Regions from separate parts of the Mus musculus genome. Here regions 1 and 2 are each linked to region 3. Evidence: chromatin contacts called from ENCODE POLR2A ChIA-PET data. All regions are on one chromosome and are shown on one strand. Each heading gives the region's core, a stretch centred on a gene start or an enhancer-like site at or near the end of the contact. The rest is flanking DNA. Distances are from core to core; before and after follow the strand shown.

The links. ChIA-PET counts read pairs that join two places held with the same protein, here RNA polymerase II (POLR2A).
Region 1: POLR2A ChIA-PET joins it to region 3 with 20 read pairs in embryonic stem cell. The contact joins the promoter of Ltb4r2 here to the promoter of Rabggta in region 3. POLR2A ChIA-PET finds 5 or more read pairs at or near these places in 3 of 5 experiments (Patski and embryonic stem cell).
Region 2: POLR2A ChIA-PET joins it to region 3 with 11 read pairs in embryonic stem cell. The contact joins the promoter of Mdp1 here to the promoter of Rabggta in region 3. POLR2A ChIA-PET finds 5 or more read pairs at or near these places in 3 of 5 experiments (Patski and embryonic stem cell).

The regions. Positions count from the first base shown.
Region 1 is chr14:55,759,960-55,763,315 of GRCm38, forward strand. It overlaps Ltb4r2 (leukotriene B4 receptor 2), which reads left to right and starts at 1,469. Exons shown (of 2, transcript NM_020490.2): 1 at 1,469-1,585; 2 at 1,949-3,270. The coding sequence starts at 1,965. The coding sequence ends at 3,047.
Region 2 is chr14:55,658,394-55,661,997 of GRCm38, forward strand. It overlaps Mdp1 (magnesium-dependent phosphatase 1), which reads right to left and starts at 2,058. Exons shown (of 6, transcript NM_023397.5): 1 at 1,945-2,058; 2 at 1,775-1,835; 3 at 1,595-1,705; 4 at 977-1,084; 5 at 807-892; 6 at 1-681. The coding sequence starts at 1,981. The coding sequence ends at 590.
Region 3 is chr14:55,720,521-55,724,235 of GRCm38, forward strand. It overlaps Rabggta (Rab geranylgeranyl transferase, a subunit), which reads right to left and starts at 1,743. Exons shown (of 17, transcript NM_001360387.1): 1 at 1,681-1,743; 2 at 1,324-1,380; 3 at 1,075-1,185; 4 at 616-740; 5 at 256-443. The coding sequence starts at 1,326.

The DNA.
Region 1 (3,356 bases), core at 219-2,718, 39 kb after region 3:
TTTACTGTTAGTAAACCCCTTAACTGAGCACAGTCCCTGTTCTCCTGACTGGGAGCCTCCAAGGCTCTCCTAGTTCCCTAGCTTCTTGAGTCCTGAGTATCCCGAGCTTATCCCCGTCCCGCGGGAAATAAACACAGGACACACCAGGTTCTTCCACGGTTAACTTTTACTTCTTAAACATAGTGAGGTAGACAAAGAAGGCTCAGAAAGTGTGTGGCTTAAATACTTTTGGTGACGTGTCTAAACTAGGACTGGTAGCAACACCCATGATCCTCATGCACCCTGGGGATAGGTTAAAGCCCCCAGGGGTTGGGCAAAAGCCCCGGAGACGGACTGGTGGCTTTGGCTGGCTGTGTTCTCGCAGCTGCGCACAAAGAGGTTTAGCACCATCTAGTGGCGGCACATATATTGCAGCCCTTTACACCTGAGAAACACAAAGTGCCTGGACAGCTTTGTGACCTAGCCAGCTTCATTTCTCATGCCAGCTGGAGCCCCAGCCAGGGCCACTTCAGGCACCAATCAAGGGCAAATTATAGGGGTATAACACCTCTAGGGCAATCCTCCCTCAATGGGCATGCCCTAGTTTTATTCTGCCTTAGGTATTCTGTATACCTCAGGGTCCTGATGGCTAGTCATGGGGAGCAATGCATTGGATTGTTCTCCTCTTCCTGGTGTGTGTGACACACACACACACACACACACACACACACACACACACACACACACAGAGAGAGAGAGAGAGAGAGAGAGAGAGGTGGAGGTCAGAGTCAGTGTTAGAATCTATTGAGCTAGAATTCCAAATAGTTATGAGCTGCCTAACACGGTGCTGGAAAACAAACCCAGGTCCTCTGGCTGAGCAGCAAATGTTCTTAGCCACTGAGCCATTTCTTCAGCCTTCTTCCTGATCTTTTTTTTTTTTTCTTCCTGATCTTAATATGTTCCGTCCCTCCCCAGTGTTATGATCTCCACCCCTAAACCAGGTTGTAAGCTCTTATTACCCAAATGCATAGCCTTAGGCCTGAGCATCATGTATTACACTGAAATGTCACCGGCAACTGAGTAATAGCTGTAGGGTGGAGGGGCTCTGACAGGCCCCCAAAGAAACTGAAGCAGAAGAGGACACTCCGCAGGAACGGAAGGTTGAAACAAGCAAAAGGAGAGCAGCTGGGAGAGCGCCTTGTTTGGGTTACTTCTCTGTTGCCTGCAAGCCATGGAGGCTAGATAGAACATAAACATTGCAGGAGGTGGGCTGAAAGGACTGGGGCCAGAGGTGGGGAGATGTGGGAGCAGTCGTTAGCAGGTACAACTGCTCTTCTCCGCAGGCTGAGCCTTCTCTGCACCTCAGCCTTATCCTGCTTCCTGGGGAGGCTGGCCTCCACATGCCTGGGCCTGTCAGTGATGGGAAGGAGTAGGATGAAGGAGGGCCCAGGGTGAGCACCATCTTGTCCCTCTCCATTCTTGACTCATCCTCTCCGCAAATGTGACAGGCACGGGGCAGGATTAGGCACCTCATCCACAGCAGCTGGCTTCACCTGTCACCTTCCTAAATCTCTCTGCGCCCCCCAATGCTGTTCTCTCCCAGCGGGTAAGTAGATCTGCCCATTCTCCTTTACTCCTTACAGCCACCTTAGCCCTGAGATACAAAGACTGAGATTAGATACAGAGGCAGGTATGCAGAAGGCCAGAAGTGGAGACAGTGACTGTCTACAACGGAACTGGGGAACACCAGTGCCTTGGTACCAGCGACCTCTGGGAACATACCAAGGTGGGAAGGTTTGACTGAGGACAGAAGCCACAGGTTCTAAGGAGCTGTTTGAATTGGTTTCTTGGAGAGAAGAGAGGCAAGGTGACGAGAACTTGGGGGAGGCACGCTCCTTCTCATCTAGCATCAGAGGTCGTGTGGGCTTTTGCCCCAATCCTGAATGTCCCCTTCCCTGGATTCTTGCAGCTCTCCCCCTAGAAGGATGTCTGTCTGCTACCGTCCGCCTGGGAATGAGACACTACTGAGCTGGAAGGGCTCGCGGGCCACCGGCACTGCCTTTCTACTGCTGGCGGCGTTGCTGGGACTGCCAGGCAATGGCTTCGTAGTATGGAGCTTAGCGGGCTGGCGGCCCACGGCGGGCCGGCCACTGGCGGCCACACTTGTGCTGCACCTGGCCCTGGCCGACGGCGCGGTGCTGCTGCTCACGCCGCTCTTTGTGGCTTTCCTCAGCCAAGAGGCTTGGCCCTTGGGCCAGGTGGGCTGCAAGGCGGTGTACTACGTGTGCGCGCTCAGCATGTACGCCAGCGTGCTGCTCACCGGCCTGCTCAGCCTGCAGCGCTGCCTGGCTGTCACTCGGCCCTTCCTGGCTCCCCGACTGCGCAGCCCGGCCCTGGCCCGCCGCTTGCTGCTGGGGGTCTGGCTGGCCGCCCTGGTGCTCGCCGTCCCGGCCGCGGTCTACCGCCACCTCTGGGGCGGGCGCGTGTGTCAGCTGTGCCACCCATCGCCAGTGCACGCAGCTGCTCATCTGAGCCTGGAGACCCTGACTGCCTTCGTCTTGCCTTTTGGGACCGTGCTCGGCTGCTATGGCGTGACGCTGGCGCGGTTGCGAGGAGCGCGCTGGGGCTCGGGGCGACAAGGCACACGGGTGGGTCGTCTGGTGAGCGCCATCGTGCTGGCCTTTGGCTTGCTCTGGGCTCCCTACCACGCGGTCAATCTCCTACAGGCGGTGGCCGCGCTCGCTCCGCCGGAAGGACCCCTGGCCAGGCTCGGCGGGGCGGGCCAGGCGGCGCGCGCTGGAACTACAGCCTTGGCTTTCTTCAGTTCCAGCGTCAACCCAGTGCTCTATGTCTTCACTGCGGGGGATTTGCTGCCGCGGGCCGGGCCTCGGTTCCTTACTCGACTCTTCGAGGGCTCTGGGGAGGCCCGAGGGGGCAGCCGCTCTAGGGAGGGTACCATGGAACTCCGAACTACTCCTAAGCTGAAAGTAATGGGGCAGGGCAGGGGCAATGGAGACCCTGGAGGCGGAGATGGGGGCAAGACGGAGAAAGACAGTCAAGAATGGTAGACAAGACCCTAAACCCCACCTTGGGGCTCCCCTACCACTTTTCATTGTGTTCCCAGAGCTCTGGAGTACTTGAGGACCCTTCTCTGATTGCAGTTTGAGTTTGGCTGAATAAGGATTTCTCTATCTGAACCTGATTCCTCCAAACCATGGCATTGTGAGGGTGACTGTGGCCTATGTTCAAAATTTGTGCTTACAGTACAGCCTGGATCCGTGTACCAACACTATTTACACGTTGCCAGTAGCTATTCTTGTGAAATACCCTGGGAAGCCATTCGCTGATGGCTTAAGTGTGCTCCTGGAGTGTACTGA
Region 2 (3,604 bases), core at 808-3,307, 62 kb before region 3:
AATTAAAACCTTGGAGGGACAAAGCCTCGTGCTATGGTTGGCTCATTCCTGAGCTACTCCCTACTACCAGAAAAGGCCGGCCGGCCCCAACCTTATTTCCAAACAGTATTAACTTTTAGTCCCTACAAAGAAATGCACAGCGTTATGGCACCCCACTATTTGAAACCGTTGGAGGAGGTCTCAGGGTGGGTTCCAACACAAGGAAACAACAACCTGGTGCACTCTAATCAGGACACAACTTCAGTTTACATGTTAGAAAAATGGAAACAGACTGGAGAGATGGCTCAGTGGTTAAGAGCACTGCCTGCTCTTCCAGAGGTCCTGAGGTCAATTCCCAGCAACCACATGGTAACTCACAGCCATCTGTAATGGGATCTGATACGATACCCTCTTCTGGTGTGTCTGAAGACAATGACAGTATCATATACATAAATAAATCTTTGTGAAAAAGAAAAGAAAAATGGAAACAACCCATACGGTGGCAGAACCCTGACTGTCACACGTGGACACTTTAATACAAGAGCCCCTGACAAGGCTTTCTTGATTTTAGTTTTACACTGCAGATGAGGCTTATCCACAGGATTGGACCTCAGAGTCCAGCTTGGGCCTTTGCAAATGTCTCTAATCCTTGAGTTAACGTTTGAAGACTCATCCCATCCCGGATGTGAATGCAGGTAACGCCTGGAACAAAGAGCAGTCACATTTTACCACACTTTCAAGGCTCTGCCGTATACTACCCACCCTACACTTACTTTATCTTCTTTTAAGAACTCCCCCCCCCTCACCCCCCAGCAGTGACTCAGTACCAAGTCTGCCAACGTCTATGATATTCCGATTCTCATCATCAAAGAAGACCATCTGAGAGAAAGGAACTCCGGTCTTGTGGTGCAACCTGTGAAGAACAAGGCAGGGGTAACCACTTGTCAAGCTGACTTCTTTTGTAGTCCACTTGCTCCCACACCAGCTGTCTGCCTACCTCTCAAAGTGTGTGACTTTGCTGCCTGGGTAGATTTCCCGCTGAATAAAGTATTTGCCAAGGTCAAAGAGCTCCAGGAGTTGGTTGGCCCCTTGTATCTCACTTGTCCTTAAAAAAAAAAAAAAAAAAAAAAAGGCATTAAATACATGCATTAGGGGAGTGCCAGAGATGCAGGCAAAGTTAGGTATAAGGGGATAAAGGGACAACTTTGCCCTGTTATTCAGTTCCAGAGATTCCGACATAGCTAGCGCTGAACTAATCTTTAGTAATTTAGAAGTACAGAAAGCTAATGATAGAAAAGCAACGAAGGCCGGGCAGTGGATAGCGCATGTCTTTAACCCTAGTAGTTGGGAGGCAGAGGCATGTGGATCTCTGTGAGTTGGAGGCAAGCCTGGTCTACAGATCAAGTTCCAGGACAGCCTGGGCTACACAGAGAAACCTTGTCTCGAAAACAACAGCAACAAAAACAAACGAACAAACAGAAAAGAAAAAAAAAGAAAGAAAGAAAAGCAACGAAAATATTTTTACATTTGCACTTCCTAGTTTTCGGTACTCAGGGAGTTAAGTGCAATTTCTTTATGCATCTACTTGAGTCTGCAGCACAGTTACTTATCTCACCGAGAAGCAGCGGCGACAGGCACGCCAAGGCTCTGCAGTCTTCCCAAGACCTCGGGCACCTCCGGGTACAATTGGATGTTCTGGCCCCGCCTGTCTCGTACAGTTCCATCGCTGGAGAATATGACAGAACGCTCAGTTCCCGCAATGTCTTTTCTGGTCCCATACCTCTTATAGTCTCACCTGCTCTTGTGGAATGGGGGGTCTACGTGTGTATCTACCCAGAAAGGCCAGAGCGTGTAATCTGCAAGAGGAAGGAGGAAGAAGGTTCAAGCTGGAGGAGTGCAGACACTTAGCTACCGCGGGGAGCGGAAAAGGGAAGCGCCTTATAAAATCCCCCTGCCGTTCCTTACCCAGATCAAAAACCGCAAGCTTTGGCAGCCGCGTCATGATCCACCCGCAAATCCAAACTTGGCGCTGAGTGTGTCCCAATTCTATGGCGGCCAAGTAGGCGGCGGGCGAGCCACAGAGAACCGGCAAAGCCCGGGTGACTAGAGCGTCGCTCGGCCTCCTCCGACAGCGCAAGAGCGCCTTCGGAGGCTCTGCGGGGAGAATAGCTGCAACCGGCGACCACACCTCCCTCCAAGGCGCGGGCCACAAAGTATTCCTTACACCACCCAACTCACTTCTCACTAGAGAAGCCACAGCTTTCTTTGTGCACTTCTGTCTTGAAATTGAGACCTCATCTCATGAGTTTATTACTCTGCACTCATCTTGTCTTCATGTCAGAATCTTGACAGTATAAAAAACTAGTCTTCAGCAACAGTATAAGCAGAAAGAATGTAGTGTCTGCACCCCAAAGTGATTTAACCACAGCTACACAGGAGGCCTAGGCAGGGGGTTGAGATCAGCATGGGCAATGAATGAAAATCTAGTCTTATAAAGGGGTGGGTCCGTAAGGTTTTTGAGACTTTCTTCAAGCCACTGTGAAGGGCTAGGAGGGCTGCCCTGGGAAAGGATTTCTTTTGGTTTCTACCGTCCTCAGCAACAGTATTTTAACAGATGTGAGTTTGTACAAATGGATTTGTAGTGCTTGCCAATTTCTGAAACTATTCTTGCTGCAGACGCCCGCGCCCCCTCTCCCCGCCCCCCTTCTTCCTTTCTCAAGGTAGGATCTCACTATGAAGGCAAGGGTAACCTTTAATTCACTAGGTATGCAACTTAGGCTGCTCTGGAATTCTTGATTCTCATGCTTTAGCCTCCCAAGTGCTGGAATTACATTCGTGAACCACCACAGCTAGCTACCATGTCCGATTTCAAATTACCAAGGGAGTCATTTAACATGGAGTCAGGAAGTGTGACAACACTTGGCACTTGTGAGCTTAGAACTGACCGAAGCCCACATTGGAGTAGGCTTTCCTAGTCTAGTGATCCTTCTACGGGACGAGGACCAAACACTACCTGAGCTTGCTTCACAGGTGGAGTGCAAAAGCGGGCTAAACTGGTATTTAGAACTTTGAAGAAATAATTCCCCTGGGCTCAGTGTGCAGGGGACACAACCCATCCAGAATCATTTGGGATAATGGAATAAAATGTTTTTCAGTTGAAAAGCCAAGCCAGGTGGGTCATGCCTGTAATCCCACCTACTAGGTAGGCAAAGGAGAGAGGATTAAAAATTCAAGGGTGTGGTGGCCTTCTCCTTTAATTCCAATGCTCAGGAGGCAGAGGCAGACAGATCTCTGAGTTTAAGGCCAGCGTGGTATACATACTAAGTTCCAGGACAGCTAGAGCTATATAGACTCTGTCTCAAAAACAAAACAAACAAACAAAAACAAAACAAAAACAACAAAACAAGAGTTCAGGGCCAGCCTGGGATACCTATCAAACACCTGTTTTAAAATAAAGAATATTCCAAGCTGGACGTGGTGGCGCACGCCTTTAATCCCAGCACTCGGGAGGCAGAGGCAGGTGGGTTTCTGAGTTCGAGGCCAGCCTGGTCTACCGAGTGAGTTCCAGGACAGCCGAGGCTACACAGAGAAACCCTGTCTCGAAAAACCAAATTAAAAAAAAAAA
Region 3 (3,715 bases), core at 493-2,992:
GGGAGGGAGCCTATCTCAGACGCAGGACAAAGAGGAGCTACTGTACTGACGGCCCCCAGAATTCCTCAGAGAGCCCTAGCAATTCCTCCATGCAAACTACATAGACTGCTCCTATACATACATCTGGTTCCGCCATCCCTTTCAGCACTACCAGGATGCTGGTGCTAGATCCTGTGTATCCCTCCCCGCTCTGAGGACCCAGTACCAGGATGCGGGGCCCATGAGGTTTGTAGGGACAGGACTGTGGACACGTACAGTTCCGCTCATCGGCCTCGAGGAAGCGAGCGCACAGCTCCAGCTCCCGGGCCCAGTTGGGCTCAGGCAGGCGACTCAGCAGCCAGCAGCGGTGGTGCCAAGTGCCATAGGACTTAGGGTTCACACGCAGACAGCTCTCAAGGAAGCCTAGTTCTGCCTTCACAAGAGCAGCCAACTCCTCAGGGGACCTGGACCCCAAGAGAAAGGGGGGTTAGAGCCTTCCAACATCCAACCCCAACTTGTCCCTCCCTTCTTGTATCTGGTCCCCCTACTATCCTATCTCTATGCCCGGCTACCCCAATCCTCCTCCAGTTCTGCACCCAGGCGAGGGCCAGGGCAGAGACCTGAACTACTACATACTTCTGGGTTTCTAGCTGCTGGAGCACTTCTCTGCGACAGTTCCAGAGGGTGGCAAAATCAGGGTTGGCTCCCAGAATCTGGCTTGTCAGTTCTAGGACGGATTCATCCAGCTCGCCTGCCTCCCGCTGTGAAGACAGGTTATAGGGTCAGGGACCACAGCCTTTCCCCAGCTCTAGGTTAAACATTATAAACTCTGAACCAGTCAATAGTGGCACTATGCAACAGGTACTGTGCAAAACCTTACATGGCCTAACAGGTATTTTCTCACTTAATCTTTGCAATACTCGTACACAGGTTGTGCAATCATCAGCTCCATTTTACAGATGAAGGCAGTTCCAGTGACTCGAACAAGGCAATACAGCAACAACAGACAGAATCAAAATTTGGATCCCTACAGTTTGACTCTAGGGTCAAGCTTTTGGTCTTTGTATTATTGGGGACTACCTCCGAGGGCCCCACCTTCTGGAAGACAGCTTGAGTGGCTGACTGGTAGAGCTTTAGCTTCTGTTCCCGCTCTAGCCTTTTGGCCTCTGCCTGCTCTTCGGACGTCTTCACCTTCAGGCGCCCATGCTACCAGGGATATGAGGATAGGATAATATGAACGCCGGTTGCCTCGCAAGGGCAGTCTTGCAGAAGCCCGGCCGAGATAGCCACGTGGGATGAGGGCATGGGCATGCAGGGGAAAGGGGCTGAGCTCAGGGTTCTCACCATGGTTTCGGCTCAGCGTTGGCGATAGGGGAGGGGTCCGGAGGCAGCCCGTTCAATCTGCCGAAAGAGATGTCAATCACAGAACCCCGCCCACACGGCCCCGCCCCCCAGGTGTTTCCCGGAAGCTGCCAGCAGGCCCAGGATAAGGATCCCCGTGAGTTAAAAGGGGGCCGGCGGCTGGCACTGTGAGGTCAGGAGGAAGCGCTCACCACAACCACGGCCTCCGTCCCCACGGATCTTTCCGAAGCCCCACCCGTCAGGGCCGAGGCACACGCCGCGCATATAGAGAGCAGTGCCCGCCCGCCCGTCCGTCCGTCCCGTGGACCCTTGCACCCCCTCCTCCACCGGCGAACTCACCTGCTCAGGGAGGAGGTGCCAGGACGTGCAACTCCGGCCGCCACCGAGTCCCAGTGTGGCTAGAGCGGCTCCGTGCTGTGTGAGGTGCGGAGACGAGGCGCTGCGCCCCCTGCAGGCCTGGCTCTTCCCATTCGCAACTCAAACTGCAGCCTTGAAGGGACTGGTATCGGCTCAGGACACCCCAAGACCAAGTTTTCAGGACAAAGGAGCTTTATTTGCCCTAGAGGGACGAAGTATAGGAATAAGAGACAAGACAGGAGATGGAGAAGGGGAAAGAGAAGAGGGGAGGGGGGGGACGGGGGGGGCAGGTATTTCTCTCGAAGAGGGGACAAAGGACTGTCTTTGAATAGAGAGGAGACAGGCATGGCCCATAGGAGAGTGGCAGTTTATAAAGGTAAAAGGGGAAATCCTGTGTTAGGATGAGGTGAATAAGGGAACGGATCTCGGTAGCTAGCTTTAGGAACTCAATCTAACGTTTTTAGCAAGACAGAGGGAGTGGAGAGAAGGGCAAGGCCTGACAGAGCCATGTTTGCCAAACTCAGGCTGGCTAGAGTCCCTTTCCAGGCTAAGTGAAGAAGTTTCTCCAGCAACCTGCTATCAGCGAGTTCTGGCTGCCAAAAGTTCTCGGTTTCCTTCCTGTTCTCTTGATTTCATCTACATTCATGGTTACTATATGGCACCCAAACCTCTCTCCAGTCCAGACGTCCACAAGCATAATGATAGTGACAATTATATAGCAGTATATGTATTTGTTGACATGGTCAAAAGCTAGAGGCAGTGGTGCTGTTTGTAATGTTCAGCTTCTCAGGGGGTCGACACAGGAGGGTCTAGAGTTTAAGATAATAGTGAGGTTTCTAATTTTTTTAAAAATTGAGTATCACTGGGCAGTGGTGGCACACTGCCTTTGATCCCAGCACTCAGGAGGTAGAAGCAGGCAGTTCTCTGAGTTAGAGGCCAGCCTGGCTTACAGAGCGAATTCTAGAACAGCCAGGGCTACACAGAGAAACCCTGTCTAAAAAACCAGAAAGAAGAAAAATGTAGTTTCGCTTATATGTCCTAGAGATATTTCAAACTCTAAAAGCTAAAAAAGAGTCCCCCCCCCCGTCTCCCCCCTCTGAGTGCCAGCTTTATCATCATTGTTGCACTAAGTGGCAGTGTTCTCAAAGCTTTTTAGTCTCTTTAATAACCATTCAGTGCAGTTGCCACTAAGGCTGTTGCAATGTTCTTCATCCTGTGTTCTCTCTACTTTCATTCACCGTGAGCCATGGAGACAGATTTAAAGTATCCACTACCTGCCCAGCCCTTTTCTAGGTCCTCTTTTAGGTAACGTATTCTAGAAGAAAAGAGATGCTTCTTCTGGCCTTGTGTACTTCAGTCCCAGTGGGGGAAACAGCTGAGTCACTGGTTATCTTTGCTCCTGGCACTGTGATGGGAGCTCTGTATTTTTAATGCATGTGAGCGCGCGCGCACACACACACACACACACACACACACACACACACACACACACACACACACAGAGGACCACATGTGGAAGCCAAAGCAGAGTGATTAAAAATACGTCTCAGCCTAACTTTGTGGCTCACACCTGCAATCCTAGCACTTGGGAGGCTGAGGCAGGAAGGCCCTGAGTCTGAAGCCAGCCTGGGATATGCACTGAGATGTTAAGTGAAAAAGTTAAAAGGCTGGATTGGATGTCTTAGAGAACACCTGTAACCTCAAGGCATGGGACAAGAGAAAGAACCCCAAGTTCAAGGCCAGCCTGGGTTAGAAAAGGAGTTCCGGGTTAGTTTCTGCTATGTAATCTCAAAAACAAACGAAGAAACAAACAAAACAAACAAACAAACAAAAAGCTCCAACAACAAAACAATCATAGAAGAAAAATTTATCTAGATGCTTGAGTTGATGTTGTGATTAAATAAACTACCGGTGTGAAGTGCTTTGAATAATGACTATATTGAATAAATACTCAGTAAATAATAATATAGCAAAGGTATTATAGTTATTATTTTTATTTTTCCTGACAAACATGCAA